Linked DNA regions of Mus musculus: region 2 is linked to region 1. The links are chromatin loops, found by intact Hi-C in ENCODE. Cell type or tissue: heart. All regions are shown on one strand. Links, peaks and the distances in the headings refer to the core of each region. The heading gives the core; the rest is flanking DNA.

Region 1 (15,819 bases), core at 3,158-11,157:
TGGTAGTCTTGTGTTCTATAAGAGAGCAGGCTGAGCAAGGCAGGGGAAGCAAGCCAGTAAAGAGCATCCCTCCGTGGCTTCTGCATCAGCTCCTGCTTTCTGACCTGCTTGAGTTCCAGTCCTGACTTCCTTGGTGATGAACAGCAGTATGGAAGTGTAAGCTGAATAAACCCTTTCCTCCCCAACTTGCTTCTTGGTCATGATGTTTGTGCAGGAATAGAAACCCTGACTAAGACATAAGAGGATTTTTATTTTTATTTTAATTTTTTTTTGTGTGTGTGATAGCTGTAGCTAGATACCTTGGTTCCTGTTTCAGAGTTTTGTCGATATTTTGAGAATATCTTTTCTAATTTGGTAAGTGACTCAGGAGTCACTTGGTAGAACTTTTTGAAAAACCAAAAGATGTTAACATCCAGCTGATACTTTCATGCATGCCTTTGTTTCTAACGTGTCATTGAAAAGAAAAGAATAACTTTTTTAAAAGATATATCTTATTTTCAATCATGTTTACTCATGACTGTCTTTGTATGTGCATGTGTTTGTGAGGTCGGTACCCATGGAGATCAGAAGAGGGCATTGGATGTCCTCAAACTAGAATTACAGGTACTTATGAGCCATCTAATACAAGTGCTGGGAACTGAACTCAGGTCCTCTGGAAGAGCAGCAAATGCTTAGCCCTACTGAGTCATCTTTCCAGTCTCCCAAACAAATCCCTTCTCAATAGATTATCAATGAAGATGCTTCTTCTTCTTCTTCTTCTTCTTCTTCTTCTTCTTCTTCTTCTTCTTCTTCTTCTTCTTCTTCTTCTTCCCCCTCCTCCCCTCCTCCTCCTCTTCCTCCTCCTTCTTCTTCTTTCACTTCCCCCCTCCCTCCCTCTCTCTTTCTCCCTCCCTCTTTCCCTCCCTCCCTCTCTCTTTCTCCCTCCCTCTTTCCCTCCCTCCCTCTCTCCCTCCTTCCCTCCCTCCCTCCCTCCCTCCCTCCCTCCCTCCCTCCCTCCCTCCCTCTCTTCCTCTCTTCCTCTCTCCTCCCTCCCTCCCTCTCTCCCTCTCCCTCTTTCCCTCTATTTTGTAATAAGTGTGTGTATATGAAGGGGTGCATGCACCTGCACATGAGTGTGTGGAGCCAAAGGTTGACATTGGTGTCTTCTATTTCTTTCCACCTTAATATTTTCAGTCTCTCACTGAACTGGCATTCACCATTTCAGTAAGGTTGGCGAGAGGGCTTCAGGGTTCTTCCCTCCCTACCTCCCAGTGCCAGTGTTCCAGGTGTGTACCAGACTTGGCAGCGAGTGTCCTTTCCCACTGGCCCTGCCTCTCTATTGCTTCTGTTGTAACTGGGTTGATTTTCCATAGTGACTTGGAAGGCACATCACAAGTGTTGGGTCACTCTGCATGGCAGCAGCACACAGCTCCATTTGACAAGCAGGGATGTGAAGTTTGTCTTTCAGCTCTTCTGCATTTCTAATTACAGTTTTCCCTAGATATCTCTTGTTCTTTGTTGATAACGCAAATGTTTGTTAACTGCAAACCTCAAGACCATTTCCATTGGCACTAGTAAGGGTGCTTGACGACTTCCAGAGTTTAAATTCAAGACTCTGAATTTCATTGCATTAATTTTATTGATTTCTGTCATTTTCCTAGGCATGCTACTACCTCCTCTGAGAAGAGTTTTCATAGTTCTTCCATTCTTATGCTTTTGTCTAGTACAACCCACTGACTGGTTCTAATCAAATATTACATGGTTGTGGAGTTTAAGAGAGCACTGGACTTATCTATGATTGAGTCGAATGTGTCAAGAGTTTCCTTGTTTCAGTGAGGTATTAGTGTGTGTGTACCACATTAAAGAACAATATGCTAACTTCCTTCCTCTTGTATTTTTATTTGAATGTTAAATATTCTTCAACATTTCATATACCTATGCAGAGAATCATTCATTTTTTCATTTGGCTTATTAATATGGCCTTTTATCCCAATGAATTCATTCACAGGAACAAAACTTAAACTCCTAAATGGACTACAGTGTTGTTGAAAGCCAGTTACCCTGTTCTGATCTTATAGTCACATGAATATCAGTTTATAATTGTCTCTCTTAAATATAGAGTTCAATGGTTATTTATACTTGATTAGTGGGAGAGTTAAGTGTACGGGTGGGAGATGATTCCTGTGGGTACTAGCACTGACTGCCCTTGCTGAGGATACAGGTTTGATTCTCAGCATCCACACGGTGGCTCACAACTGTCTCCGAGTCCAGTTCCAGGGCATCTACGCCCTCTTCTGGCCACCTTAGGTACTGGACATGTGGGATATGCTTTGCCAGGAGCAGTGCTTTCAACGCAGCATTCGAATCTTTAATTCTTTAAGATTCCGTGGTCATATGGCTCAAATCACATTTTCATTTTAGAGTGATGCTCACTGCCTGTTTTTACATTTATTGTCAGGAGGTTGTTCATTGTGAAGTAGTCTTGATATTTTTCAAACCCCGTTACGGCCTCAATTTTGTTGTCTTCTTTTATTCCTTGCATATTGATTTCACTTAGTAAAATTTATTTAACGAGATGTGTTTGATCGATCCGGAATCAGTGCTGTATGTTCTCCCTTATTAGACTGAGTTCTCTTTTTTTCCTGTCTTAAAGTGTACCTTTTAGAAATCTTCCATGAGCTTTAAGCATTAATTTTCTGTTTCATTTCTAGAATATACATTGAAATTATTAAATTTTCTCCAGTCCGACTGTAGTTCCACCCAAAAAGTAGTATTTAAAGACATCATGTTTAAAACATTCATTCCCTTATAAGTAGTTATTGATTCTTTTTTTATTGGTGTATTTTTTATTGAGAACATTCTCAAATGTACAGAAAAATTCGAAGACCATAGTAACAGAACCCAGTTCTCCCACAATTTAAAATCAGCAATCATCTAACATGTACTTATAAATTTTTTGCAGATTATTGCATGATTCAGTTGGGGTGTGTGGTACACATGGGTTGCTATCAAAAATTTCAAAAGAAAACTTTTTTGTTTTACATAAGTTTTTCCAAAATGAGTAGTAGACACCATTACACATTTGCCCTAAATAAATAGTCTAACGTATCCTTGGAAGATAAGGGCCATTTAATTGATGATCATAATATTTTTTTATTTCCTAATAAAATAAAATACTTCCTCATGTCATATGACCTTAGACTTATTTAAATTTTGCTAACTTTCCCCCAGACACACTTCTTAGATGTTTAGTTTTCAGGAAGGACCCACTCTCTCTGCTTGCACTTGGTTATACCACATCCTTCCATCTTCTGAGCTGCATCTGTGTTTGTTACCTGCACACATTGAGTGGACACGTGCTGGGCTGTTCTTAGCCCTGTTCGTGCCTCTGCTTCCTGTCTACTGTCTTTCATCTGCTTCTCCATGTGCTTTCTTCTCTGTAAGAAAAAAAATGAGTACAAGAGCCCTGCTTAGATAAATGACATGTTTCATTTTTCCTGGCCTCCCCTCCCTCGTCCACCTCTCTCTTCCCTTCCCTTCCTATATGTATATACATACATGGCGAGGCACATCTGTAGAGTCAGAGTTCAGCTTTCAGGGGTCAGTTCCCTCCTTCTATCATACGTCTCAGACATTAAGTGCAGGCCTTCAGTTTTGGTAGCAAGCGCCTTTACCCACTGACCCATCTTGCTGGTGCTAAAACATGGGCTTTCCCCCAATCATTAGAAAAGTATTTGCTCTGTACTTCTCATGCCCCACTCCTCCCTTGTCTGGTGTAATTATTTTCCTTGCAATTTACAAATGCAGCGAGGTGCTGATGGTGGAGGTGCTTTTTGAACAGTGCACACTCATCAGTGTTTTATTTAGTGGCTTTCGCATGTATCGATTTGGATCGGTAATTTCACTGAGGGCGCAGGGTGATGATGTTTCTAAGCTGTTCCCAATAAGCCATCAACACAGGTGGAAACTCCCTCATTAACCACAGCTCAGCATTAGTTCATCCTCTGCTGCCCGCTCTCTGCAAGCTGCGTCAGCTCACCCTACTTTTCTTATTCTGCAGTTATCCTTTACCTTCTGGCAGAAACTAAGTTCCTCTATTCTGTCCTTGTGAACACCCTACTCTTCAGAATGAAAGCTACACAAGATCAGTGTGTGCATGCATATGTGTGCACAGCTGTAATCCAGGTACATGTCTGAAGTCCCATCAGATAGGAGACAGATATAGGAGAGCCCCTGAAAACACGAAGGCCAGCTAGCCTGGTGTGCATATTAATGAATAACAAAGACCCTGTCTCAGACCAGATGGAAGGCAAGAATTGATACCTGAGTTTGTCCTCTGACCTATACACACTCCACAGCAGATGCACTCTCACACATATATGCACATGTATATCATATACACACAAACACATGCACAAAGATTCAAAAGTAGCTAATATTAGGAAAACTTTCTTAATAGGGCACCAGTCTTGCCCATCACTTACAGTATCTACTGTAAGTGGAAACCCACCTTGCTTTGAAACTATGTTTGCCATTTTGGATACTAACTTGAGAATCACGACTTGGAGCCTTTGATATTCACAGAGTTACCTGGCACTGTGATAAGCACCATGGGGCTCTAATAAACTGCGCAGAAGACACAGCCTCTGGCCAGATGAGTAGATGAGTAGTGGAGCTTGTATGCATTTTCCCAGTACAGTATTAAGCAAGAGAATGACCTAGACTATAATTTAAAACACGATTTAATTTTCAAATTTAGGTATATTTACTTTTTCTTAGCCGTTTTTTACCTTTATGAATAAATGGCTTAATTTTTTCTTTCTTTTCAACTTTTCTGCTGGTGACTTCTCTATCAAGTTACTTCTTCAACAAATGTGGTCATTCCAGGTAATTGAATGTTTCCCAGAATTTGAAATAAATATACAAAATGAGGTATAATCCCTCTGTTTATATTCTTTCATGCTTCACGGCTTTTTCATTTGTCTCTGGGAATACTATTATTTTTTTATTAGACTTAAAAGAAAAAAATAACTCTTGAGGTAATCCACATGTCTATCATCCAGCACGAATTTATGCACTTATGCTAACGTATTCTATAGAAATAAATCAAAGGACATTATTGGAAAGAATACCTCATTTCTCCCAAAGAAGAAACTATTAGGTTTGTGAAATCCTCATCTTAGAAGTCGTTATTTGCTAATAAAACAACATTTCCTGGAAAGGATCGTTTTCATGAGAAAATGGGAATTTATGAGAATTCTTTTAAGAAAAAAAAATGAGTCTCAACTGAGTCCAACATTTTCTTGCCACAAGTGGATTTCTCTTTCGTTCCAGAAATGCCAGCAGAAGGCAAAAGGTGGGTGTCTTTGCCAGTTTCACCCAGCCCTTCCTCGGGTGCACTCATTGTTTCCAAATGGACTTGGGGACAACTTCTGACTCCAGACACACACGGGGCTGTCAGTTCCAGCTCTTTTTTTTTTTTTTTTTTAATTTTTATTAGATATTTTCTTTATTTACATTTCCTGGTTTCCTCTCCGAAAACCCCGTATCCCCTCCCCCTTCCCCCTGCAGTTTCAGCTCTTCCTTGCCTGTTAACAAATCTTTGGATAGCTATGGCAGCCTCTGGGTCAGCTCCATCATAAGGTTAAGGAACCTGTTTGTTTAGCTCATTAGCAAAATTTGTTCCACTCAGGCAGGGTTAGGGGTAGGGGCATGGAGGGAGCTAGGGGCCTGTTGGATCACTCTCTCTCCCTCCCTCTCTCTTCTTTCTTTCTTCCTTCCTTCCTTCCTTCCTTCCTTCCTTCCTTCCTTCCTTCCTCTTCCTTCCTTCCTTCCTTCCTTCCTTCCTTTCTTTCTTTCTTTCTTTCTTTCTTTCTTTCTTTCTTTCTTTCTTTCTTTCTTTCTTTCTTTCTTTCTTTCTTTCTTTCTTTCTTTCTTTCTTTCTTTTACTGGAAACTGGGAAGTGAAAGCAAGGTTTCTCCTGGAATCCACTTTTCCTTTCCATTCCTTGCTTTGGGGCAGACAGTCAAAGCTTCAAGCCTCCTCTCTGGGTATTCAGAGTCTCCATCTCCCCTCTCCACTGCATCCCTTCTTTACCCCTCCCAAGGAGGGTCCCCAACTCCAACTCCAGGCAGAGATTGGCGGAACCATTGGGTTGAAACTGATTGTGATAGTAGCAGATGGGCTGGATTTGACAGGGTGGATTCTGAGCAGCTTCTGAGTGGGGGGCGGGGCAGGGAGGGAGAGGGTGGGGGTGGGAACCCAAGGGCCAGAGCGGACCCATAGGAGTGCGCGCCTGCTGCTGCTGCCGCGCCTGCCTTACCACCGGCTTGGGGGCATCTTTTTAGCTCGAGATTCCCAGGGAAGTGGCACTGCTGTCCCCAGGCGGAGCGGGGGAGAAAGGTCCTGTGGCCCAGATTGCACTGGGACACCGGGAGGCAGGCGCGAGCTGGGGACAGGAGGCGTGCGACACAACAAAAGCCTAGGTGCCCGGGCTGCGGAGCACGCGCGCGCGCCGACAGGCTTGACATGGCAAGTTTGTCAACTGTGGGCTCCGAGGCCAGCTCCTTGCTGCCCCCCAAGTGACGGCATTGCAGGGTCTGCCCTCCAAGGCGGGCAGCCCCCACTACGACCTGGGCCCTCTGCAAAATGCTCTCCCGCAGGCCAGGTAAGAGGACGCCAGCTCCCTGCACCCTCCCAGGCTTGTCCCCAGAGCTATTTCCTATTTTTCATCCCCTGGGTAACCCTCTTGTGCCTGCTGATCTGGTTGCTTTTAAGCGTTTCATTCTTTTTGGTCCACCTCTGCCCCCTGTCGCTGATGACACTGTTGCCCTCCTTGAATTCCTTATAGAATCCCAAAGCCACAGGGGTGTGGTAGAATGTCTGGGAGGTGGCACTGGGTTGAATCCTTTTTGCTCAGAAACTCAGCGCCAGGACAATCGAGGCAGAAAATACAGGGATTTAGCATTCACTATATTCCGAAGCTGCTCAAGCCAAGCATCACGCACACCCCTTTCCACCTGTGGGACCTCGCTTTGTGCTGGAAGCGCTCATGGAAACACACACACACGTGCTCAATGTTCTTGTGCACACAGGCTCGCTTCCTATAGATGACTTTTTTTTTTTTTTTTTTTAATGGTAAGGGAAGAGGAGGATGTGGCTCTTAAGTAGCATGGTCTCCCAAAACATCCATGGTCTCACACTTCAGTGTTGCTTATTCTCCATTATAGTGATCAGATAGTAAAACATTTGAAGCTTGTGGGGAGCCCACTGATTCTGGCACTGGGCATCACTGTGCTCCTTCAGTCGATTATCTTTCTGGATTCGGCCCTCCTTCCTCCTAAGATAATGCATTGATGGTTTCCTCTCCTTGAAAGTCTGTGTCCTAGTATAGAACAGGACTTTAAGGTCAGCATCCTGGACCACCCCAAAAAACCTGGCCCCAGAATCCTGTGAGGGACTTCAGATGGAACTGTTTCCTGTCCTCTTGTTCATAAGCCCCCAGGTCCCAGACCTGGTATGTCAGACTTGGGGCCTTTTTCTCACTCCTTCACGTGCCCCCACCCCAGTGCAGGCTCCGCCCCAGCTGAATTGGAGTATGTGCCCTGTTGCTACCAGCAACTGTCTATGCCTCCTAAGCTTCTTAATTCTGATTGATGGGCAGAAATATGATATTATTTTGGAGTGAAGCTGAGCTGCACACTGCCTGGGAGGCAGACCCCCCCATCGCCCGTCCCCACCCCAGTCCTCCGAGAAAAGGGCCTGTTAGGATATGCTCCTTGAACACAGGCAACCACCTGACATCTTTTCATCCTTGTGGCTTTTGCCCATTTGGCTCAAATGAGCAAGGACCCCATCCGTGGCCTGTTGCTAGCTACTTTGATTTTTATTCTCCTCCCTCCTAAACCTATTTCTAAAAGAGATTCCCCTTGTAGTAGTTTCCAGCACTGTTCTTGGAAGTGTTTACACAGTCATCTTCTAGAAGTGATTTTTCTAGGCACAACCTCTTCTTAGCTGCTTCTTGGTGTCTCTGTGCAGGGTGACAGGTGTGCATGAGCATCTTGCTGTGTATGCTCAGCCTGCTGGTCTCAGCCTCCCGTTCACTGTCACCAGGGTTACAGGATGCTTTGAGGTTTCAGACTCAGGTCCTCCTCCACAGCAGGGCTTTGGTCATCTGCCGACCCCCCCTTTTGTCCATTCTCTTTCCCACTCTGCAAGTCCTTCCTCTTAAGACTCTGAGTTTGATATTCCTTTCTCCCAGGGAATATCCTTAGAAAAGAAAGGAAACAACCTCTACTTTTAATGCGACAGTTTGTGACTTTCATTCTAAAGCCAAACCCCAGCTCCCCTCCGGGTGGCAGCCTGCTTCTCCAGGCTGGCAGAGCCAAAACAGGTTTTCTGGACCTATATAAATCCCTGACCAGACTGTCCTCCTCCTCCTCCCCAAAGTGTGTGCAAAGGAGGGTTTCATTCTTGCCACCGAAACTATCTTTACAAGAATGTTTTGTTCTTCACTTCTTTCTAACTCCCCACTATGTTTGGCAGAATATTCATTATCTAAACCATCAGACTCAGCTTTTATTTATTTTATTTTATTTTATTTTATTTTATTTCTCCTGCATGAGCATTGCTTTGGAAACCCGTGTGCTATTTTTGAATCATTCATGTACTTGTATTAAACAAAACTTCCTGGAGGGGATTCCCAAACCTTGGCATCGGTGTGGGCCCTTTGGGTGGGCAGGAAGCAGAGAGGGGTTCCAAACGACTTGAAAGTTCCCTGTAAAGCTGTGTACCGCTCTGATGGTGAGTATCATAGTGGCACCATCCATTTGATTAGGACTTTACAGTTTACAAAGGGCTTCCTCGGGCATTATCTCTTTAATCCCAGCAGCAGGAATTTTAAATAGTAAGGATTCCTCAGAAAGGCCCAGTAATGCCTGCCGATCCTGCTTAACCAAAGAGAAAGGGAGCAATGGAAATTGAATGGGCAGCTGATGTGGCTTTAATGCCTAGAATAAACACAGGAAAAACAGCTCCCAAGCTCACTTCAGACTGACTCCAACTTGAGCAAAGAAGCAAAAGGGCAGGAACCACGTGTGTATCTGAGAGGAAACTCCGTCCTGTGCTCTCGTGGCCCAGGAAGTTCTAGTTCTTGCTGGATAGGACTTCCTGGGGGCTCTGGACTCTCCTTGACCTAGGATTCAAATTTAGATGAAAGTGTTAGCTGGGGTTGCAGGAATACTCTCAAAATTGGCAAAGCCAGTGGGCAGTGTTGTAGTGCTCTTCAGCTACAAAGCATTCTGGGATATCCTTAGGCTTCTGGTGTCTCTTTACTGCAGGCATGAGGTAATTTCCTCTACTTGGACACAGCAGGAGTGTGGGCCTCCCTGAGCCCTGATGAAGACAAACAAGGGTTCTGTCAAGTTGGCCATTCACTCTGAAACCAGGGCATGTCTTCCATGGCGTCTTGTGTTTATGATGATACAGGGAGGGTGGACAGAAAGCCACACTATAGTTTGTCTTTTTAACTCCGGCTCCTTGACTAGAGAGCCCAGCCCTTCTATAATGTTCTGTGAACATCTCTTGCATCTTTTCTCCAAAAATAATTCCGAGAATGCCAGCTAAAAAGTCACAAATTTCAGTTGGTATTTTGGATCTCGAGCTCATCTTGTATATTATTCTGTAAAGTTTTATTCAGAGCAGTTTCGGGTGTCTTAGGTTCTTGCTGAGGGTTGTCTGGTGTGTGGAGTGTTAGATACACTGAGACTGATTTGGGTTGTTGGTTTTTTATTTTTGCAGCAGTGTCTCCAGTAGCATAGGCTGGCCCTGACCTGGCTTTGTAGTGGAGGATGATGTTGGGCTTTGGGTCCCCTTCCCCATCTCTCCAGTGCTAGTATTGCAGATGGCAACACCATGTCTGGTGCTGAGAATGGAACCCAGGGCTTCATGCGTGTGCGGCAAACACACTACTAACCAAGCTACACTGCGTCCACCACTCACCATTAACGTAATGTGAGCAAGACCTCCTCTGTAAAACAGGAAAACGCTCATGCTATTTTATAAGTGTTCAAGAGAAAAATAAGAGAGAAAAAAGAAGTTATATGATCTAAGAACTTAAGCTAGTTCCTAACACGTAAGAAAATCAACTGATACTGCCTTTTAATGACTTTTATAGTTGCTGTCTCTACATCTCTTAGTACTAGATCAGATAACCCTTTTCATGTAATAACTGTTGATGAACCTCCTCCAGCACCCCACGGAGATCACCATTATAAGGAAGGCATTGTGTGTGTGTGTGTGTGTGTGTGTGTGTGTGTGTGTGCACCTCTAGAAGCCAGAAGTGAGCATCAGCTCTCCTGCAGCTGGGCTTAGAGGCAGTTGGGTGCTGTGTGACTTGGGGACTGGGAAGTGAATTAGAGTAAAGTAGGAGCGTCTTTGGTAGGGACAGAGAGCTCTCTAATTGGTGGACAGAGGTAAGTATGTAGAAGATAGTGTGATACTATGTTCTACTTTACAAAAGTAATAGTAATAGCTTCTCTTCTAGGACAGGTGAGCTCTGAGCTGTGGGTTCTTGGCCAGATTTAGAGAGTACCAGGCAAGGGTTTTCTTCTGTGGAGTGACTGCCTTAGTCACTGTTCTATTGCTGTGAAGGAACACCATGACCAAGGCAACTCTTATAAGATACATTATTTATTGGAGGCTTGCTTACAGTTTCAAAGTCTGACACCATTACCATCAAGGTGGGGAGCATGGTGGCAGGCAGGAGTGTGCCTGAGAAGTTCCTGAGAGCTACATTCTGATTTGTAAGCAGAGAGAATGAGACTGGGAATAGTTCAAAGCCGACCTCCAGTGACATACTTTCTCTTAACAAAGTCATGCCTCCTAATCCTTCTCAAATAATGCTATTCTCCCCACCCCCAAACACTAAGTCATCAAATATACGAGCTTATGGGGGCTATTCTTCCTTAGATCACAACAATGGCCCTGAATATTATATCTAAGCAGAAAGCTGTTGGCCGTACTCCTAATATTCATGCCTGGAGCAGTACGTGAGAAGAAGGGATCCAGTAGGAGTTGAAGTGGGGATAAGGAGAATGCAGATGGTCAAGATAGACTGTATGCATGTATGGAATTAAAATAAAAGTTTTAAAATAGCAAAAATAAAATCAATACAGTGGAAGTCAACTAAAGAACACTGCCCAATGCTGGCTATTGACCTCTACTTGCATGCATGTGTCTGTAGACACACTTGTACATATCACTCAGATGAACGTGTATCCATAGATAAACTATTGCCAGATACAAATGTACTCTGAAAGCTTACAGTTTAGGAGGGAAAAGGACATAATCAATTATACCAAGTCCTGAGTGTGGGGCTGATTAGAGAGAAACAGAAATCAGTCCAGAGAGATGATGGGAGGTAAGTAATGGAGGGTGTACCTCCTAGGGAAGAAGAAGGAGACATTCACTCCAGGGTCACTTGCACGTAAGGAGAGGGGACAGAGTCATTACATCAGCAAAAGGCTTCAGTTCGGGAGCTTGGAAGATGCCTCAGTGGTTGGTGTGCTTGCCATACAAGGAGTTCAGATTCCCAGATTCCATGTAAAAGATGCCAGGGGGTGTGACAGCCTTGGAAGGAAGGTGAAGATCAGGGGTCCTTAGAGCGACCTGGATAGAAAGCATAGTTGCATCAGAGAACTCTGGGTTTGATTGAGAGATCCTGCCTCAGTAAATACAGTGGAAGAGTGATTGATGCTGATTTCTGACATCAAGCCTGAATCTCCAGCTACATATATATTCCATTTCATATGCCCACACAAATGAAAGCATGCATACACACGTGAAAGTGGGAAAAGAACAAGAGATGAAGGAAAAAGAGGAAGAAGAGGAGGAAGAAGAACACATGTCAAAGACTTACTGTACTCTGTGGCTCCTGGGGCTCTGAATTCAGGTCCTCACTCTTGTGCTACAGATAATCAAACCCAGAGTAACCTCCCAGCCTAGAGATGTGTTCAGTCTCCACCTTCCATCTATTTCTTAGCAAATATGCTATTGGCCCCAATCCAACCCAGATCACATTGTGAGAAGTGTTGAGCTTTCTCGGTATACTTTGTGTTGTTATCAATAAACTGGGAAAGTTGGAGATGGATTGCCTGGGTACCTAGTGGGAAGTGTGACACTCAGTTCAGAGAGAGACAGCTTCGGCATGTTTGGCGTCTTGGCTCAGAAACTCTGGACCTGTTGCTTGATAAGAGAGCTGTTAATAGTTATGAAGGCATCTAGCCTAGTTTGTGAGTCACACACGCCCCCATGCAGTGGGGATCATCTTAAGGAGACCCAACCTGATTCCTCTACCCACTCAATGATAATATGAGATGAGGTGGAGGCATGCTTTGGTAAATGGCTGTTTCAGCAGAAGGTTCTAGACACTGACTTCCACAGGCAACAGGTAAGACACGGATTTCTATCTATAGACATTGGACACTAGGTTACTAGAATTCTTTGCCTGTTTGGAGCTGGCAGAGAGAGGCAGCTTCTGAGATTGTTTGCTCTGCCCTTGGAAACCTGTGCTGGAAAATGAGGTGAGTGAACTCACATCCACAGAGGGGTAGGAAAATGTGTTTCATTTTTCGCCTAAATTGGTGGCAGGGCAGAAGAAACATGTCACTAAAGGCCAAAGGAGACGACTCCCAGGAGAAATGTTCCCTGCAAAACCCCTGTGGTCTGACAGTTCCTGAGCTGCAGAGGTGGCCCAGCTTCAGTAGGAATGAGGGCGAGGGGCAGGCATGTGGCTTGCCAGTGTCCTTGCTGTGGTGACTGCTTGGTGGTGACAGAAAGAGGTCCCTGAAAATGGAAGTGCACCATCTCTCCTTCCTATGCTGCTCACTGGCATGGTCACATTCGCACAGATGAAAGCGGTGGGCATACATGTCCGTGTGTGTGTCTGAGAGCAGAGGAGGACATCAGGTGGTCTGCTCCATCCCATTCCAACCGTCTTACTGAATCTGGGGATAGGCTGTTGGCTGGCAAACCCTAGGAGTAATCCTCCTGTCTCTACCCTGCACAGCACTGGGATCCCAGCAGTGAAAGTACTCACACCTGGCTTTGTACATACAGGGTGGGGATTCACACTCAGGTCCCATGGTACTTGCACACCAGTAGTTTCCCACACTGAGCCAACTCTCCAACCCCAGGGCCCATGAAATATCTTCTTCCTAAATAAAACGTTGTACTGGATTATGGTTAGACATCATGCGGCTTGCTGATCCTTTAATCTGGATATGAGAAAACCATTCAAACACAGAAAGTGCAGTTTATTGTTTATGCAACCAAAATACACATGTGTAGCATGCCTGGTCTTTATTGTATGAAAAAGCAATGGCCTCTGAAAAGGGTAAGTTAAGCACACAGCTTTCAGAGCTGGGGAGATGGCTCGGTGGGCAAACCTGCCGACATAAGTTCAGATACTCAGTGCCCAGGTAAAGTAGCACATTCCTGTAACCATGGGGCTGTGGGGGAGAGAGGCAGAGGCCTCTTGCTGACTGGCCATTCATTCTAGCCTAAAAAATGTGCTTTAGCTTCAGGCTCACTGACTGAAAGACACCATCTCAGAAAACAAACAAACAAACAAACAAACAAACAAACATGGTGGAGGGCAGTTGATTAAGCTATCTGACAGAGACGCCCTGTCTAAATATGCATATATAGGTGTGTGCTCACTCACTCACACTTGTATACACACACATATAGCTCTGTCCTCCGACTCTTCCTATTTCCTTATGTATGTATGTATGTATGTATGTGTGTGTGTGTGTGTATACACACACACACACACGCGCACACACACACATATATATGTATGTATATATATGTATGAATATATGTATGTATTAATGTGTATATGTATGCATGCATGCATGTATGTATGTATGTGTGTATGTATGTATATATCAGTATGTATCACACCTGAAGTTGACCTCTGACTTCCACATATAAACACTTGTCCTTGCTCTCACGTGTACACACAAATACACAAAACAGTGTTAGAGACCACATACATGTGTCAGTTTTCCGTCCCCCTGTTTGAGGGGGCTAGGAGCAGATGCTTGCCGTCAGGCTTCTAAAAGTCCATGTGAGACGATGTGTTTCCAAGTCAGTGCTTTTCCACTGACGAAGTGCCCAGCAGAGCCAGCTGTCCTTGGTGCCCAAGGAGCCTGTGGCCTCGTCCTCAGCTGCCCCTTCATGTTTCGGCAGGCGTGCCTGGCACAGTTTCTCACATGCCTGAAGTGGTGTCTGTGCCCAGGCTGTTGGCATGGTGGGTGCCAGGGATAAGTAAAGCACAGGGTTCAGCCATCCAGAGACCCATCTAGTGGTCACTGTGATGTGGCTACCCTGCCTTGCCTGTTCCTGCCTGCTTCTGGGCTTTTGGCCAGCTGCTTCTGTCCTAGGTCAAGGCCCTGCTATGCTCAGGCCCTGGCAGCTGTCTCTGCGTGACTGCCTCTTGTGTTTTCATGAGATATTTCTCTGCTTTCATTCCCTCCCTTGAAGTGCTGCTCAATGCTTAGATGGTTAGATATTCTCTCTCTCTCTCTCTCTCTCTCTCTGCATGTGTGTGTAATATATATTGTAAACACACAGAGAATTATGTATGTAGTTTTGATTTTTTTATACACACACACACACATTTATATATAGTCCCTCCTTTCAACAAGACCCATGCCCTGTACTTCTCTACCAACATACTGCCTTTTTTTTTTTAAAGTCTATTAAGTCTAATTAATGTGGGTGGTATGCACCTGAGTCTTGGGCCATCCACTGGAATATGGTTGACCTACCAGGAGCTACATCTGGAAGAAAACTGAATTATTGCTTCCCTTCCCTTCCCTTTCCCAGTAGCCCTCAGCTGTCACTATCAACTGACCTAGGAGTGGGGTCTTATGAGCTCTTCCATGTTCCACTGCACCAGCATGTATGGGGAATCTTGTACAGTTCTTGTGTAGGCCAACAACAGCCTATGTGAGTCTGCATGTGCAATGTGCTATCATTTGCAGAAGACACTGTTTCCCAGTCCTTCCCAAGTGCTGTCTCTCACAACCTTTCTTACCCTCCTTCGAAATGTTTGGAGGGAAGTGTAAAGTAGATGTCGCCTATAGGGCTGAGCCCATGGAGACAGTGTCCAGCTGGTCCTGATTGTTAACTGACTGTAGAGCGAGTAAGTGAGTGAATCCTCCCTAAAGATTTGCTAGGGTAGACTGGAGAGAGATGGAGGAAGCAAGGCTGGGATGGAGGCTGCATGGGGGAGGGGAGTGTTCAGAGCTCTCTGTGAGGACATGCGGGCTTCCAGTGCAGGTCCTAGCAATTGGTTACAAACTCTGTGCCTCTGAGCAACACATCAGCATTATCTCACTTCTAGAAATCAGAAGGTCAAGCATAAAGTTGTGGGCAGGGCCACATTCTTTCTGAGAGCTTCAGGGACACAGGAGATTTTCCTACAGTTAATAGACTGCGCCAGTGCCTTGTTGTGTGGCTCTTCCAGCAATAATGTCCCTCTGACCTATGCCTCTGTCTGAACAGCTTCAGTGGCTGGGACTCATCTGAGTCCCCTCTAAAGACCCTGATGATGACATCAAGCCAACCCAGGTAACCCATAAGAAGCTCTCTCTTGAGATTCTTCATTATGTTTTTCAAGTCTTTCTTGGTATGTGAGATTGCAAACTCATAGTTGCAGGGGATTAGGATATAGGCATGTGGGGTGCAGGAGAAGGGAGGAAGCATTCTGACACATTATTTTAATGAATGAGAATAAATCATAGAGGATAATATAGGAACGTGGAGGATAAT
Region 2 (15,819 bases), core at 5,104-13,103, 440 kb before region 1:
GAGTCTTTAATACCTTCCTGCTGTAATTTGTTTTTCCCTATGTTTTATGGTCCTTGACTTTATTTCCATCTTCCAGGTCAAAGAAGAATATGTCAGGCAAAGCCATCATATATATATATATATATATATATATATATATATATATATATATATATATGAATTTTGTCTCATAGCAAAGCACTTAGATTAGATGAAAAGTAATTAATATTTTTTGAAGAGCAAGGAGTGATGTAAAATGCCTAACTATTAAACACATTCCCATGTTATAATAGATGGTGAGACACATTTGATAAAAGAGCTGAGCAACTATTTAAAAACAAACCAACCAAACAAACAAAAGAAACAAAAACAAAGAATTAGGTTTGGTAAGATGGCTCAGTGGGTAAAGACACTTGTTTCCAATCCTGAGGAGTTGAGTTTGCAGTCCAGGATCCACAGGGTAGAAGGAGAGAACCAACTCAAAAATGAGTAAAAATAAATAAAATAGAACCAAGAATCAATATCAACAATCAAATATACTTTCCCTTCTGGGAAGTAACTAAAAACTTTAAATTTAGTGTATCTGTTAATACCAAATACTGTGTTTGTTTCTGGTATTCATGGTGCCTTCTTTTTAAGGCTTCTATTGGATAGTACACATCTTTTCAAAGAGTTCACTGCCATCTCAATTAAGTTTTTATGGCCAACCCTAAAGCCTAGCATGAGCTAAAGGTTTCCCTTTTATTCCTTTATCTTTACTGGGCACAATATCTAAGCCACCTGTCTGTGTTTTATACTCAGTCCTGAATAGAAATTTGTTTCCTAGGGAGTCTCCCCAGCTTCTATGAGAAAACATCTCTTGTTCCTTGAAATACTTTTAAATTAAAAAGTATGGACCTTTCAGCTGGAACAGATCCTGCCACGGTGCCATCACAGATTGCCTATGTTTTTATTTCTGAAACATTATCTGACAGTGGATTTGAACAGAAATGCTAAACTCCCTGGGCTTAGCTCCATGATGTGCTGTCACTTAATAGGTTTGTTTAGCAGTCCAGGACTAACCATGGGCCACAAAAGCCCCAAGACCAGAGGTGGGATCATTGCTAAAGACATTTGACAACTAGAGTTTACTGGATGGGTAGATGATAATACAAAAATAATAGCAGAGCTGTAAATGAGTTCTCCCTTTCTTATGTGTGGTGCAGATATGTGTGTTTTTGGGTACAGCTCACATGGAAACATGAGGAAGGAGGTAGATGATGAGGATTGCTGGATATTTTCCTCTGCTGTCGGCCAGGTTTTTGTTTTTGAAGAGCCTCTCATTGAACTGAAGCTCACAAATTCAGCTAAACTAGTTCAGCTGTTAGCCCTAGAAAGCTACCATATCTGCCTCACTGTTGAGACAAATGTGTGCAATTATTCCTTACTTTTTTTTTTTTTTAAAAAACATGGGTTTTGGTCACATAATTCAGGCCCTCATTGAAGTGGAAATTTCTGGTTTCTTTGGAGACTCAGTTGTGCTATGTGATGTTTCTTTGGAAACCATCTTATGAGAGGATGTTTTGCAGAGAACAGACATGCGGTGTTTGAAAGCTGGTTGGAAAAGGGGCATGCGGCGTTTTGCTAGAGTGAATGCTTGAGAAAACATGTGGTGGTTGGAAAGGGTATAAATAAACCCAACAGACAATGAACAATGGTGTGCCACATTTTGCTGGTCTTCGTTGGGCTTTGCTGATGCTGGTCTTCACTGTTGACGTACTGGCATTGGTTCACCTTGCCTTCTCTGGTGTTCCAGTGGCTTCATGCCACTTCCTTGGACTCAGACTGATTGACAAAGCCCTTGGGTTTCTTCATGATCAAACTGCCATTGCTGATTTGTGAATGGGGTGGGGGGGATAGATTGGTTTACCGCTGCTGACTTGTGTCAACTGAACTGCTGCTATCCTGACAATGAAGATTAGAATCACCCCAAAGAACTATTTCTAAACAGGTCTACATCTTCCTTTGCCCTAGTAACCTTTTCTTTCCACTACCTCTGGTGGTTGGTGGGCTAGAAGGGAGGTTAAAGCATTTAAGGACCCTTATTAAAGTAGGTTTTGAAAAATGTAAGCCTATATATCATATCTACTTATCCATTTCTCCAGCCCCTAGAATTAATATTTAGAGTTGGTAGACAGTATGGATGATTGGAAAGGTCATAACTGGAGAAGCAATCTTACATATTCACAGAACAGCTATCCTGAGCACCCATAGGGTATTAGTTCCAAGACCTCTGGGGATATCAAAACATGAAGATATTTAAATCCTCCCTGTGTAATGGTACAGCATTAGCATATAGCCAGCTAATGTGCTCTGATGTACATGAAATCACATTTAAATTCTTGTAATACACATCATACTGCAAATATTGTATAAATCAGCTGTGTAATGTTCAGGGGATAATTACAAGAAAAAGTCTGCTCGTGGTCAGTACAGAAATAATCTTTGATCACAGAATAACTGGATGTGAAGCCCACTGAGTATAGGAGATCATTTTTCTTTGGGGAGATTTCTAGGTCCCGTTTTCTTTACCTCTAAACACCCTAAGGGAGAGGGTGGGACCGCAAAGACTACCCAGAGCTTCAGAGCGCATACTGCTCTTACAGAAGACCTGAGTTTAGTTCCCAGCCCACACCTCACAACCACCTATAACTCCAGTTCCAGGGGGTTGGACACTCTTCTCTTGCCTCTGTGGATACCTGCATTTACACATACTCCTGTCTATACATTTACCTGTATAGACACATACTCCTATACAAACACACATATGCATAATTTAAAAAAATAAAACAAATTGTTATCTTTGAGCATATATTTACTTTTCTTTTACTGAGATCCAAGGTATAATCACACCTGCTGTGTTTGGTCACCTCACACAGACATTTATCAAACATTTGTCCTTGACTTTGACAAGAATGACAATTTGAGGAGTCTAGGGAATTTGATTCATGGACAGTCCTTCAATACATTCCTAACATTTTCTTAGATTTTATATATTTTTTGTTTTGTTTTGTGAGGCAGTGGCAGAAAGGATGTTCTGTATTTTGGTGGATCATATCAGGGAGCATGTGTGGCAACTGTGTCCTGAGGTGGTGTGTCAGCTACTGTTCTATTACTGTGAGGAGACACCATGATCAACTTACAAAATAAAGCACTTAATTGGGGGTTTGCTTACAGTTTCAATGGGTTAGTCTATTGTTATCATCATGGTGGGGAGTGTGAGGCAGACAGGCAAGCAGGCATGCTGCTGGAGCAATAGCTTAGAGCTTACATCTGATCAGCTGTAAAGTTGCAGGCAGAGAAAGAGATAGATAGATAGATAGATAGATAGATTTTTTTTGACAAGGCCACAGCTTCTACTTCTTTAACATCATATTGTTTTTCCTCCTATAGGGTTCCAGACCGCTTTAGCTCCTTGGATACTTTCTCTAGCTTCTTCATTGGGGGCCTGTGTTCCATCCAATAGCTGACTATCTGTACGTGTGTCCATGTGCTACCAGATGCATGTGGCAATCAGAGGCTGACTTTCAGGAGTCAGATCCGTTTTCACTGTATGCATTCTGTGGATGGAACTCTTTAACTTCTGAGCAATCTTTTTGGCTATGATCCCACGTGAATTGTTTCCTTTTATAATTTATTTTTTGATGATTTTCATAGGTGTATATAGTGTCTTTGTTGTATTCATTTCTCATTATTCTGACTCATTCCCCCCCCCAACTCCATCTGACCCTTTTCTTCTCCCAACCAGTCCCCCTACTTCAATATCTTATTTTTTTCATGCTGAGTTTAATTTGTTGCTTTCACATGTATGAAATGGAGTTGACTGCTTGCATATGGAATGGAGGCTATGTACTAGATTATGGGCAACTTACCAGTGACCACAGCACCAAAGAAAAAGAAATGACTCTTCCTCCTTAGCAACTACTCATAGCCAGTAGATCCTTTGCTAGAGATGAGGTCTCATGAGTCCCTTCCTGGATCCATGATGGAATGTTGACTGCCTCAGTCTGGTACAGGTCTTGTGCACATAACCACAGCTGCTGTGAGTTCATTAATGAGTTTGCCACATGCCACACCAAAATGCAACAGCTCACACACTCCTCCCAGTTCTTTCTCTTACATTCTCTCCACCTTTTTTTTTTTTTTCTGTAATGTTCCCTCATCCATTTTATTCTTATCTGGCCAACAATCTTTCATGTTTGGCAAACCTATGAGCTATTTCTGAGGGGAGTAAGAAACCTATTTTGCCTACAATGATTTCTGTGCCTACCATGTGCATGAAACATGACGGCTGTTCAATAACTTGGTGTTAAATGAATGCGCACAAATTACAAAATTGATTGGCATCAAAGGATTATTTTTTGTCAATAATTATAAAAATCCATTGCATTTGGCTCAAGTTCAGAGATGCCTTGTATACACGCAGCGGTCTCGTGGGAGCTCATATTATCTGCTCAGACAGGTTCTGGGAGGGCTTGCTCGGAGAGAAATGCTCTGAGCCTGAGGTAGCACTGAGACCACACACTCACTCTGCTCTCTGTACCTCTCTGTACCTATTCTTACTCCTTTCCTGTGGCTGAGTCTAAAATGATTTGCACAGGAAACTGAATTCCTGTCCTTCCCAGGAACACCAAGACTGCCTTCACTGTCATCGCTGAACCCTGTTATTGCTCGCTAGCCAATCCCATTCTCTAGGAGTTGGGTTGCCTAAGTGTTGGAACTTGACCCTGGCTGATGAGGTGACAAGTCCGGTTGTAATAGAATATGTGAGTGTGGGCAGAAAACTCACACAGAGGGAAGTGTGGCTTTTTGTAGGGGAAGGGTCATATAGAATCCACTTTTAAAAGAGGAGCTTTTAAAATAATTAAGCAAAAGAAAGTGTCATGCAAGGAGAGAGCATGACCAAGGGATGATAGGCATGTAAAGGACACATAGGCACATGGGAAAGAGCTAGGAACCCTGAAGTAGAGCGTCAAGGACAGAGAGGTCAGAGTCTTCATTCTCAGGGGTATGGTGCTATTTGGAAAAGCCAGGGGCTGACAGACACCCTGCCCTTGCTCTCCTTCCTCACTCCTGCTAGCCACACCAAACTGGCAGTAAGGAGAATACCCAGCCCACACTACAGAAACCAGTCTTCAGACCAGGGAAGAAGGAGCTATGACAGGAAGGAGATGGAGGTGGCCAGCTAGAGACATAGCCAGGCAGAGGTCAGGACAGGAAGCCAAGACAAAGGACAGTTCAGTTACCAGATGGAACTCATTCCAGAACGTGGGTCTGCTGTTAGACAGGCCTCCTTGGAAAGCACTGAAAAGGGTGTTTCAGGGAAAATCAGTTTCATCTGTATGCATGTTAATGGCTGCTCTTTGAGCTGATTACCGTAGATGTAACTGAGTAGTCTCAAGAAATAGAGAGTAGCCAAGTGTTAAATAGGTTCTCAGAGGGCACTTTATCTTAAACGTTGTGCTTAGAGCACCCGGGGATGCTGCCACTGGGTCATTTGATCAAAAGCTCAAATAAAAAAAGAGAGTGGATTGTGCCCATGCCGTGGGCACAGATCAGACCCATGCCAAGGCTCCCTAGACTTCAGCTCTCCACAGTGGTACCAAGCCCCTCCCCCATATCCTCAAGCATATGACTGTTTTATTAGGCAGTGAGTGCAGCCGACAGTCTACTGAATGCATGACAGTTATCATCCTGAATCTCCTTGAGGGACTCTGAGCTCAGGACAGTATGAGAAGCCACAGCCAGCTAGTGGGGGGGAGTGATGCTAGCAAGGGGCTGTGCTTTTATGTCCTGGCTCTTCTTCTGATGATGCCAGACTTCACAGTGTTTCTGCAAAGTGGGCTTCTCTCCTCTCTCTCTCTCTCTCTCTCTCTCTCTCTCTCTCTCTCTCTCTCTCTCTCTCTCTCCCTCTCTCCCTCTCTCCCCTCTCTCCCCCTCTCCCCCTCTCTCCCTCTCTCCCTCTCTCCCTCTCCCCTCTCTCCCTCTCTCCCTCTCTCCCTCTCTCCCTCTCTCCCTCTCTCCCTCTCTCCCTCCCCCTCTCCCCCTTTCTGTTGCACATGTAAGCATGTGCATGTGGAAGTCAGAGGTCAATCCGAGCTATTTCTCAAGTACCATTCACCTTGCTGTTATGAGACAGGATCTCTTGTTGTTTGGCTTGGAGCTCACCAAGTAGGCTAGGTTGGATATGCCTATTTCCTTTTCTCCAGTTCTAGGATAACAGGCACATGCCATCATGCCTGATATTTTCGTATGACATTCCTGGTATGGAATTTGGATTCTCAGGCTTGCAAAGCAGGTACTTCACCAACTGTGCCATCTCCTGAGCCACGTTCTTCATTAGTCACGTAAGGTCTGGCTCTGTATCTCAGGCTCAGCTTGAATTCTGGGCTCTCCCTCCTTAGCAGCGGCATTTCAGTGTGAGCAATTGTCAGAGCTGCTTCTGTTTGTCTAGGTGAGCTGCAGATCAGGGTTGAAGCTACTAATTCTGGGCTCCTGCTCCACCCACTGCTGCAGCTAGATGGCGCTGCATCCATAGTTTTAGGCATGCGGTCATGGGTTTTTGGAGCATAGCTCACAAAACACACAGAAAGGAAGTTTCTTCCTGGGATTTCTTGGTGTGAAAAGCTACCTCCCAGGATTAAATTCGAGACTTATAGGAGCTGTGGGTGCATGGCACAATTTAAACATTCCTGTGTTTTCTTAATTCCCAGTAAGATGATTAGGCTGCAAGCAGAAATGTGATGAAATTCCACCAAAAAAAAAAAAAAAAAAAAAAAAGAGAGAGAGAGAGAGAGAGAGTGCAGATGTTGTGTCAGCAATCCCCCCTCCTCCTTTCTCCTGTCTTTCAATCCTGAAATGTAATCTTGCCACCTGGGCAAATGGAAATAGTATTTTATTTATTTTATTTATTTTAAAAACCTGGTGAGTAACATCTCCGGGACTATGCGGATGTCCAAATAGCTGAGAGGAAGTGAACAAGTCCAGATGCTTTATCTTCTTGGATACAGAGGTTTAACTCAGAAAGGGCACCCGTGGCCTGTGAAACAGTGCAGCGTATCTGTTAAAACGGTTTTACATATAGACGTGGGGCTGGGAAGATGGCTCAGTGGGGAAGGGGGCTTGCTGTCAAGCCAGAGGAACTGACGGATCTAAATCCAATCCCGAGACCCTACGTAGGTGCTGGAAAGAGAACTGATTTTCCCAAGCTATGTTTGACCCCCATCTGAGAGCCAAGCATGTGTGTGCCCCCCCTCCAATAACTAAATGAACGAACGTTCTTTTAGGAGAAGAACACACTGAATACATTGAGATATACAACTAATGTCTGCTAGCACACGTTTTAAAAATAAGATACACAGTTAAGATATACACGTTGTTTTTATATTTATGCTATAGATTTTGCAATTTTCAATGATAACCAGATAACACTGTGCTTAAAGGGTCAGACTATAATGAGAAAATTTGAGGAGGGAGGGGAGTAGAAAAGAATGAATATGAAACGCAAGAGAGCCTCCGAATGAATGACGCTTTGGAGCAGAGAAACGAGAAGGCCGATGGGTTTGGAATGTCCTGCACTTGAGATCTTGCAGTGTTAAACGAGACAGAAGGCAGCACCCACACAGGCGTTTGGTAACACGTAGGAGGCTAACGTCAAACTAACTTAAAGCCCAGTGCAGCAAGCCCGTGGCTGGTCGGCTGGGTGTTGTCTCAATTAAAAAGATTTCAAGTTCCATAAAAAGAGCCAAGGCAGGTTTTGGTGATGCCTATGCAGATAACATTTGGCGGAACTTTGGTGTGGGGAGAGATGTGGTCCCTCCACACAGCGGCGATGAAGGGAAGAGCAGAGACAATAGTATTTCCTCCTCAATGTTGTAGGTAGGTAGATTCTGCCGTGAATCTGACCTGTGGAAGAGAACCATCTTTTCTTTGGGGTGTCGATATGGCTTTGGAGTAGGAGCACTGTTCATCTGGAGTGGGAGCACTGTTCATCTTGCGGACAGTTTTCTTGTCTCACCTGACAGCCTAGCCTCTCATGGTAGCAGCTGAGTACCTAGAATGTAGGATCACTAACTTAAAAGGAGTTGCTAGTTATCCATGGACTCACTGTGAAAAGAGATTTTTCTAGGGCTGGCTAAGAGTGAGTACCACTGTTGCAAAGGACTAGGGTTCTGTTCCCAGCATCCATGTCAGGTGGCTCACAAATATCTGTAAGCCCAGCTGGAGGCAATCTGATGCCCTCTTCTGAATTCCATGAGTACCTATGCACACAGAGAAGGGAAGAGAGAGAGAGCAAGAGAGAGAGTGAGCGAGAGAGAATATGAATACACATGCACATAAAAACAAAACAAACCTTTTAAAATAGGAATTTTTTTCTTCAGAAAGAAGATAGAGCATCTTTTCTCTCCACCACATCCTCCTTTGTAGGGTTTCAATTTAGCGTTTTCACACTATCGATGACCAGATATTGACACATGCTCATCACTGGAATCGGAAGATCAGATGGGAGCCAACAGAGAATTACAGGGTCCTTTCAACTAATTACAAAACCATAGAGCTCTGCCCTCTGCTGGCTGTCTTTGGAATAGAAATGACAGTATGATCATAAAGGTGCATGAAGAGGAACCCTGTCTGTAGCCATCACTTTGTTCAAAGGCAGCTTTAGAAGGTTCAGGGGCTCACAGTGTTAAGGGGTACAGTCTGTTACAGAAGGACTGCATGGCAGCAGGAACATAGGGCAGGTGGTCACATTGTTTCCAGTCGGGAAATACAGCAGATGAGCACCCCTGCACTGCTTTCCTTCTCTCTGTAATTCGGTCCAGGACCTCAGTTCATGGCATGGTGCCACCCATATTTAACATGAGCCCTCTCATCTCGATTGATTGAATCAAATAATCCCTTCACAGACAGCATGGAGCTTGCATCTTCAGCTACTCTGGAGTGTCTCAAGCTGAGAATTAATATTGATCACCACACTTCTTTATGGCAGATATTAGCAACAGCACCATTTAAATGTTGTCTCCCCACGGCCACAGGGAAATCCACCTTTCAGTACTGGATCAGATGCATTTTTATGGAATTTACAATCATAACTTTACAAATCTAGTTTATCAAGCATTTATGAACCAGGTGCTGTTTGAGACTATCTGCTTCTACTGTAGAGCAATAACTATTTGAAGATCCCTGGATACCAATACCTTATTACTATATATTTATTTCCCCGTGCGTGCATGTGTGTGTGTGTGTACATGTTTATGTGTGCATATGTGTATGTGTGTGCATGTGTGTGTGTGTGTGTGTGTGTGCGTGTGTATTCTGTTTGTGTAGGCAGGGTCCATATAAACTAAGGCATGCATGTGGAGGTCAGAGGACAACCTGAACCCTCTAACTTGTCTGAGACAGGGTCTCTTTCTCCACTGCTGTCAGTGGCCGTCTAGGCCTGAAGGCTTCTAGAGACTCTCCTCTCCCTCTCTGCCTCTCATATCTATGCAGTCATGCTGGGATTACAGATATCCTCAACTCCACTTGGCTTTAAGTAGGTTCTAGGGATCCAAACTCAGGTCTATGTGCTTCTGCCACAAACAGTTCCCACAGAGCCACCTTCCAAACCCTTTCCCCATTTTAGATATTGAGATAATTAACCAAACCAATGTTGATAGAAGCATGAATGTGAAATTTAAAACAAGGTTTATGTGGGTGCTTATTAAAGACCTCCAGTTTTTCATTGCCAAACAACTGTGCCCATTTCTGCTTAATGTTTGCTACAGTTCCCGGGGCTGCAGATGGGTTTTAACGGCCTCCTGGGTGCTGTTTGGGGTCTCTCTCTTGAAGCTGTAGGTGCCCATGGGAATACTTGGAGGTGGTGGAGGCACCGTCGGCTGTTGCTTTGAAAGTGACTGCTGCTGGATTTTAAGTATTCTAATTAATTCCAGTTTTTAATCATGCAGGCTCTTCGGGGTTTCTAAAGGCAAGGGCACTGGTTTGGAAAAAGAAAAGCCAGTTGCCAGCTGCTCATGTCTGTGTGGATTTCCGTTTTCCTTCTCTGAGTCAAGTGCTCACGTTTGCAGGAAGTGCCAGGGAGGGATTTGGCTCCTGCCCCACAGAAGGAAGGGTTATCAAGTGTGTGCTAGAGTCTGAGGTCAGCTACCAAAGACTAACAGATTCGTGCAATCTAGAAGCAGGGTGTAGGTGTTTGGAGCAAAGGGCTCGGTGGCTAAGGGTCCTTGCTGCTTTTGCAGAGGATCAGGGTTCAGTTCTGAGAACCCACATTGGAGCAGCTCACAATCATTTCTAACTCCATTTGCAGAGGACCCAAATACCCTCTTCTGGACTCTGAGGGTGCATGTGTGTCCATTGTGCACATGCAGACAAGCAGGAACACACATGCACACAAAATGCAACAAACCATAATAATAATAATAATAATAATAATAATAATAATAATAATAATAAAGCAGGGTAATGTTGGGGCCTAAAATAGAATCAGTAAAGAGTCCCCTGTGTGCCTTGATACCTATGAAACTCCGGTTTCCTCATCCTTCCTATGTAGGATGAGTTTCAAACACGCATGCGTGAAGTCTCATAGCGGTCAGGTGACCTGACAAAGGCTGCTCCGTTGGCTAATATTCATCCCTAACTGAACAAGGTCTGTACTTCCCATGAACTTCTAGGCATACCTGTGAGGGAATTTCCTCACCCTCACATGCTAACTGATGTGAAGAGACCTACTCCTGCATGTGAGCAGCACCTTTGGGCAGCACCCAGTATACAATATCAGGGAAAAGGTTTGCTCTTTGCCTGCCTACCTTCGCATCTTGTTTGTAAATTCATCTGCCCCGCTTCCAAGTTCAGAGCCTTTGTAATCGCTGCTGTGGTTGCTGCTGCTCCACCCTTCACTGATGGCTCCTTTGGCCTCTAACCTGGACTGAAGACCAGCAGTTCTCCAGGGGTCCTCCAGTCGTTCAGTGCCTCTCAGTTTCATGGATTGAGAAACCTAGGTAGGTCCTAGGACTGGAGCCTGTCCTTGTTTATAAGCTCTGACATTTGTAAAATGTCAGCTTGCACTGTCGGCAATAGTTTTTCCAGCGAGCATTAGAAAGACAAATTAGACAACAAAGGCCCACCAGGGAATACTCAGCTTGCACAGCGCTTATGTTTGACCTGTGAGATATAGGCCCCAGTTTCTTTTCCCTGGGGAGCAAGTCTCCCTGTCTCCTGCTAGTTGTCCCCTAAGAACATCCCCACTCACTTGCTATTGACACAACTGGTCCTGGCCTCATCGCTATCCCGGTTGCTCCCTTTCATGTTCTTGGCTCTCTCAGTCCAGAGCCCCCCTTCCTTTCTCCAAATATCCCAGCCTCCTTTACTCCATGTGACCTCCGCTCTCTGTAGGACCCTGGGTCTATATGTACATGGCAGATTTTAATCTTTGACACAATATTAAAGATTATTAAAATGATAAAATGAATGCCAACCGCGGGCTCCAGGAAATTAAATTTTGAGGTGCGAGTGGCAGATTTCTCCAAAGAATAAATCTGTGATGGAGGATACTTTTGGTATCTTCTTTGGATGACTGGGTCTTGACATTTTACTTAATTAAAAATTATTTGTTGTGACTGTAACTTCCGTTTCAAATTAAACCATCAGACTTCCTAATTTTTCGGTCCGTTAGTTACGTTGAATCCCAGTTTTCGGCACTCATCTTTATGTACCTCCCTGGGATTTTGTTGGTAGGTCAGAGGGTGCACTTAGGTCAGTGCCTTCTGAGAAAATTAAGAGCTGAGTGGACAGTCCTGGGGTGGGGTACAAGTGTGTTAATTTCTTATTCAGGAATCCTTACCTGCATTCTAGAAACAACCCTTTACTCTGAAGAGTAGGAGAGTGAAGGAACCAGTATCCCCTCTGAGTTCCAACCCTGCTCCTGTGAGCTCCCAGCTCAGAGGTGCTCATGTTGACTTTGAGTAAGCCCTGGCTCGTCTCCTACTTACGCTTTCATGTATTAGAAAGGTTGTATGGGGGTGGGGGAAAGCTCAGTCATTAAAGTGCTTGCCTTGCAAATATAGATCAATCACCCAGAAGCCATGTTTAGAATACTGGGCATGGTAGTGAGCTCTCATAGTCCCTCTGCTGGAAGGCTGAGAGACAGGTGGATCCTCAGGGCTCACTGGTCAGCCAGGCGAGACTATTAGCATGTTTTAGGTCAATGAGAAACTCTCATTAATTGTTTAAATGGAAGATGCGGAAGGAACAGCGCCCACAGTTGCCTTCTGGATTCCTTATTTGTAGGTACAACCTCAGCCACACGAAAGAGGGATGATGACATTTTTCATACTCTGTTCATGAAAGATTATCAGGAGGGGTCAGGCTCAAGTCAGCACCATGTCAGGGTGCCTATTACAGAGCCCGTGTCTGGTGAAGATGGTGACAACTCTGCCAGCAGCCAATCATCTTACTTTCAGGACCATTGTGCCATGGCAGCCTTTTCTGAGGATGCTTCAAATACCCCGTGGAGCCCAGGGAAAGGCATCAGGACTCCAGAATGCCCCAGATCTTAGAGTAGCCATATGTGGGGCACAGATGTGTACAGTTAACAGCTCTACTGTTTCTCTCACCCCTTAAATCGGGTGACTTAACCCGCGGCATTTAGCTACTGCACTCAGAATCCTCCTGTTGCCGGTACTGCTCTCAAAACACAGTAGGGCAGGCTCTGAGCCAAGTCTTGGGCAGTGTCTGCCAGGATTGTCTGAAAGCCAATAGGAGTCTCTGAGCCAAGAATGGTTGTTGGCCCAGAGAGACCACAGGGCCTCCTAACCAGTAGGGAGGGGAATCACCGCCCATAGTGTCTCATAGAGAAGAAGGAAAATAGACACTGAAGTCAGCATAATTCCCGGGGAGTTCCAGCGAAGACTGGCAGATAAAGGCTTGGGTTCTGGAATCTTAGGTCAGATTGCTGCCTCAGAGCACAGAGGTGACACTCCCAGGGACAGACGCAATGATCTCATTTTGCTCTGTAGAGACATGGATAGGAATCACAGCATTCTCATCTGACCAGGTCTGAAAGGCAGCCTCTGTTTACAGACAGATGTCTGACAGGACCAGCCAGCATGATGTAGTGATGTCAAGAGAGCCTACACAAGAGCAGGGGGGAGCCATTCAAACAGAGCCTTCCTCTGTCATAGTTGGAACCAATCTGCTAGGTCCCAAGGCTCCAAGGCTCGTATTACAAACTCCTTATTCCCCTTTCCCTGCCTCAAAGAAAAACGGTATCATTGTGACAACCGCAGCACACACCCTTACCTGCATGAGTCTTTCCTTGTATTTGGTCTGGAATCCTATCAGCACACACTGTAACATCTCCTTCACGCTGGAACTCAGTTCTTTAGTTTTACCTTGGAACTTTTTTTTTCTTTTAAAAATAATTTTCCAATTTTTATTTGGACACTTGACACGTGAATATAATGAATCTCGGTCTCTTTTTATCCTTTGACAATTTCATGTATGTATATAAAGGGTTTTGGTCATTTCCTTCCCCTTCCAGACACCCCGTCATCTTTCTCCCCCACTGAAACTTCCCTTCCCAATAACCCAATTTGATGTCTTTTTAATGATTTATTTTTGGGACTCACCAAGTTTAGTTAGGGCTGTGTGCATAGCATGGATGAGGGTTATTTACTGGAGCACAGGCAATAGCACCCTGGCAGAGAATGACTCTTCCCAGCGACCATTCACTGTCCACAGTCTTCCAGGGAGGGGACGAAGCCAATAGGAGTTGGGATGCCTATTACAGAGCCCGCGCTCCCCACTGTGCCTGATGGAGTGTTCATCAGCCTAGTCCTTCAGAGGTCAGCACAGCTACAGCGAGCTCATGACTGAGCCCTCAATAGATATGTCTTAATCATTCTTCTTTTTCTGTTTTCGCTTGCTTGTTGGTGATAGCCTATGTGTTGAAATTGTGTCCAATCTACATGTATATGTTTATTTATGCTTGTGGTGGCTGCAGGGGATGGGATCAGAGGACAACTTGCAGGAATCAGGTTTCTCCTTCCGCTACCGGATCTCTGGGATTGAACTAGGGGCATCAGGCTTGGTGGCCGAGCCTCTCCTTGGCCCTGTGCTTATTTTCAAGGTTTACTCGGGGTAGTCTTCTTTGGAATTCTCTCTTTTCACAGACAATGTCTTTGTGTTCCTTGCCCAGAAGGGCAACGAGAGGCAATGGAGCATCCTGGACTTGGCTTGGGAAACTGTGGACCTGAAGTTTGGCTCTGACTCTGCCTGGTTGGCAAGCTCCTTGTCTGCAGAGCTGATTTGCTCCTCTATAAAATGGTGCAATAAAACTTACCTCACTTCACCTAAGAGGCCATGGGGTGTGGCAGAGAACACAGGCTATGATGAAGCCAAAACAGTGGGTTCAAGTGTTGAGTCTGCCTTTCACGAGCTAACTTTGTATGAGTTCTCTCATCTCCCAGGGCCTTCCTTGGTTTCTTTACCACGATACCAGTGCACTATGGGGCAAGCTTGGGAGGACTCCGTGGATTGGTGTGTAAGTAGAACACAGAACAACTTGACACATCACATCAGAACATAAATGTTGCATGCTGTTATATAGTTTTGCTCTTAGCTCTAGGGACTGATGATGTTTTACAAACTCCATCAGAAATAAGAGAAAGTAGAAAACAGATATTCAGAAATTGGACTTTCGAGCTCTCAGTCTCATGCTACATCCCAGCACTGTTGTCTGTTACAGCGCCCTCTTCTGGAATGTGTCTGGTGCAGGCATGTCTGCTCTGCCTCCAACAGCCCCAAGGAAGGCAGCAAAAGTTCCTTTGGGTGAAGGGGAGTTCGAGACAGGGTTTCTCTGTGTAGCCTTCACTGTCCTGGAACTCACTCTGTAGACTAGGCTGACCTCAAACTCAGAAATCCTCCTGCCTCTGCCTCCCAAGTGCTGGGATTAAAGGCATGCGCCACCACTGCCTAAGCCGCAGCGCCCCCACCTCCCACCCCCCACCCCCCACCCCCGTCCCCCGTCCCCCGTCCCCCGTCCCTTGCTGAAACTGCTCTTGTCAGCTGTGGAGCGCCTCCTTTCCAGGTCATTCTGGCCCATTTCTAGGATTTGATTTTCCTAAGTAGCTATCTGAAACTGTTCTATATCATGCTCCTTTGTAAATATATTTGGTTCTCTTCCATCTCTTCCTCCTCCTCCGTTTCTTCGTCCTCATCTCCCCATTTCTCCTTCCTTCCCTCTCTTCCTCTTCCCTTTCTTCCTTCCTGCTTCTATTCCTCTCTTCCCTATCTCCTCCTTTATTCTTCCTCTCTGTAGTTTCTTCCTTTTCTTCCCTTTCATCTTTCTTCTCTCTCTCTTCCCCTTCATTCTTTCTGTCCTCCCCCCTTTCTCTCCTATTTTCTCTTCTTCATCCCTGCCCTTATTCTTCCTCATTTCTCTCTTTCAACATCTGCCTTCCTAGTTCTCGATTGTCTGTCCCCAGCTTGTTTTCATGGGACATTCCTCCGCTCTCGCAGGTCTGTTCTTCTAAGTGGTTCTAATTCCTGGTGAAGGAAGCTTCCATATATGTAGTGCTGGTTCTAACTTTTCTGAGATTCAAATATTGGAGTTCTTTGAGATGTTAAGACTCAATATATCAAAGGTCTTGAGAATTGTCAGCTTTCATTCTACACTGCATGCTGTAAGTGGCACTCGCTTGCCCGGGCACTCTAACATCAGAATTATCTATGCCCTTCATTTGGCAATCTCAGTATCCATTGTATGACAAGTACTGTGTAAGACAGGGGAAAAATAGGCAGGTA

The links. Peaks named below come from ENCODE experiments on the same cell type or tissue, not always from the same donor. Only the 100,000 strongest peaks of a DNase experiment are listed, where the experiment ranks them.
Region 2: a loop joins it to region 1, with 4 times the contacts of the local background. A loop is called at or near these places in 6 of 42 quality-filtered maps.

Annotation. Positions count from the first base shown.
Region 1 is chr1:126,483,375-126,499,193 of GRCm38, reverse strand. The region is part of intron 3 of Nckap5 (NCK-associated protein 5); the gene reads left to right. Among named protein-coding and RNA genes, the nearest start is that of Nckap5, 340 kb to the left of the region's middle. In heart, for the core only: a CTCF peak has its summit at 6,395; a DNase peak (open chromatin) is centred at 6,503; H3K4me3 peaks cover 1,010 bases; H3K27ac peaks cover 749 bases; H3K27me3 peaks cover 1,159 bases.
Region 2 is chr1:126,922,643-126,938,461 of GRCm38, reverse strand. No RefSeq gene overlaps it. Among named protein-coding and RNA genes, the nearest start is that of Gm41945, 94 kb to the left of the region's middle. In heart, for the core only: CTCF peaks have their summits at 6,532 and 8,583 (motif pointing left); DNase peaks (open chromatin) are centred at 6,521 and 12,751.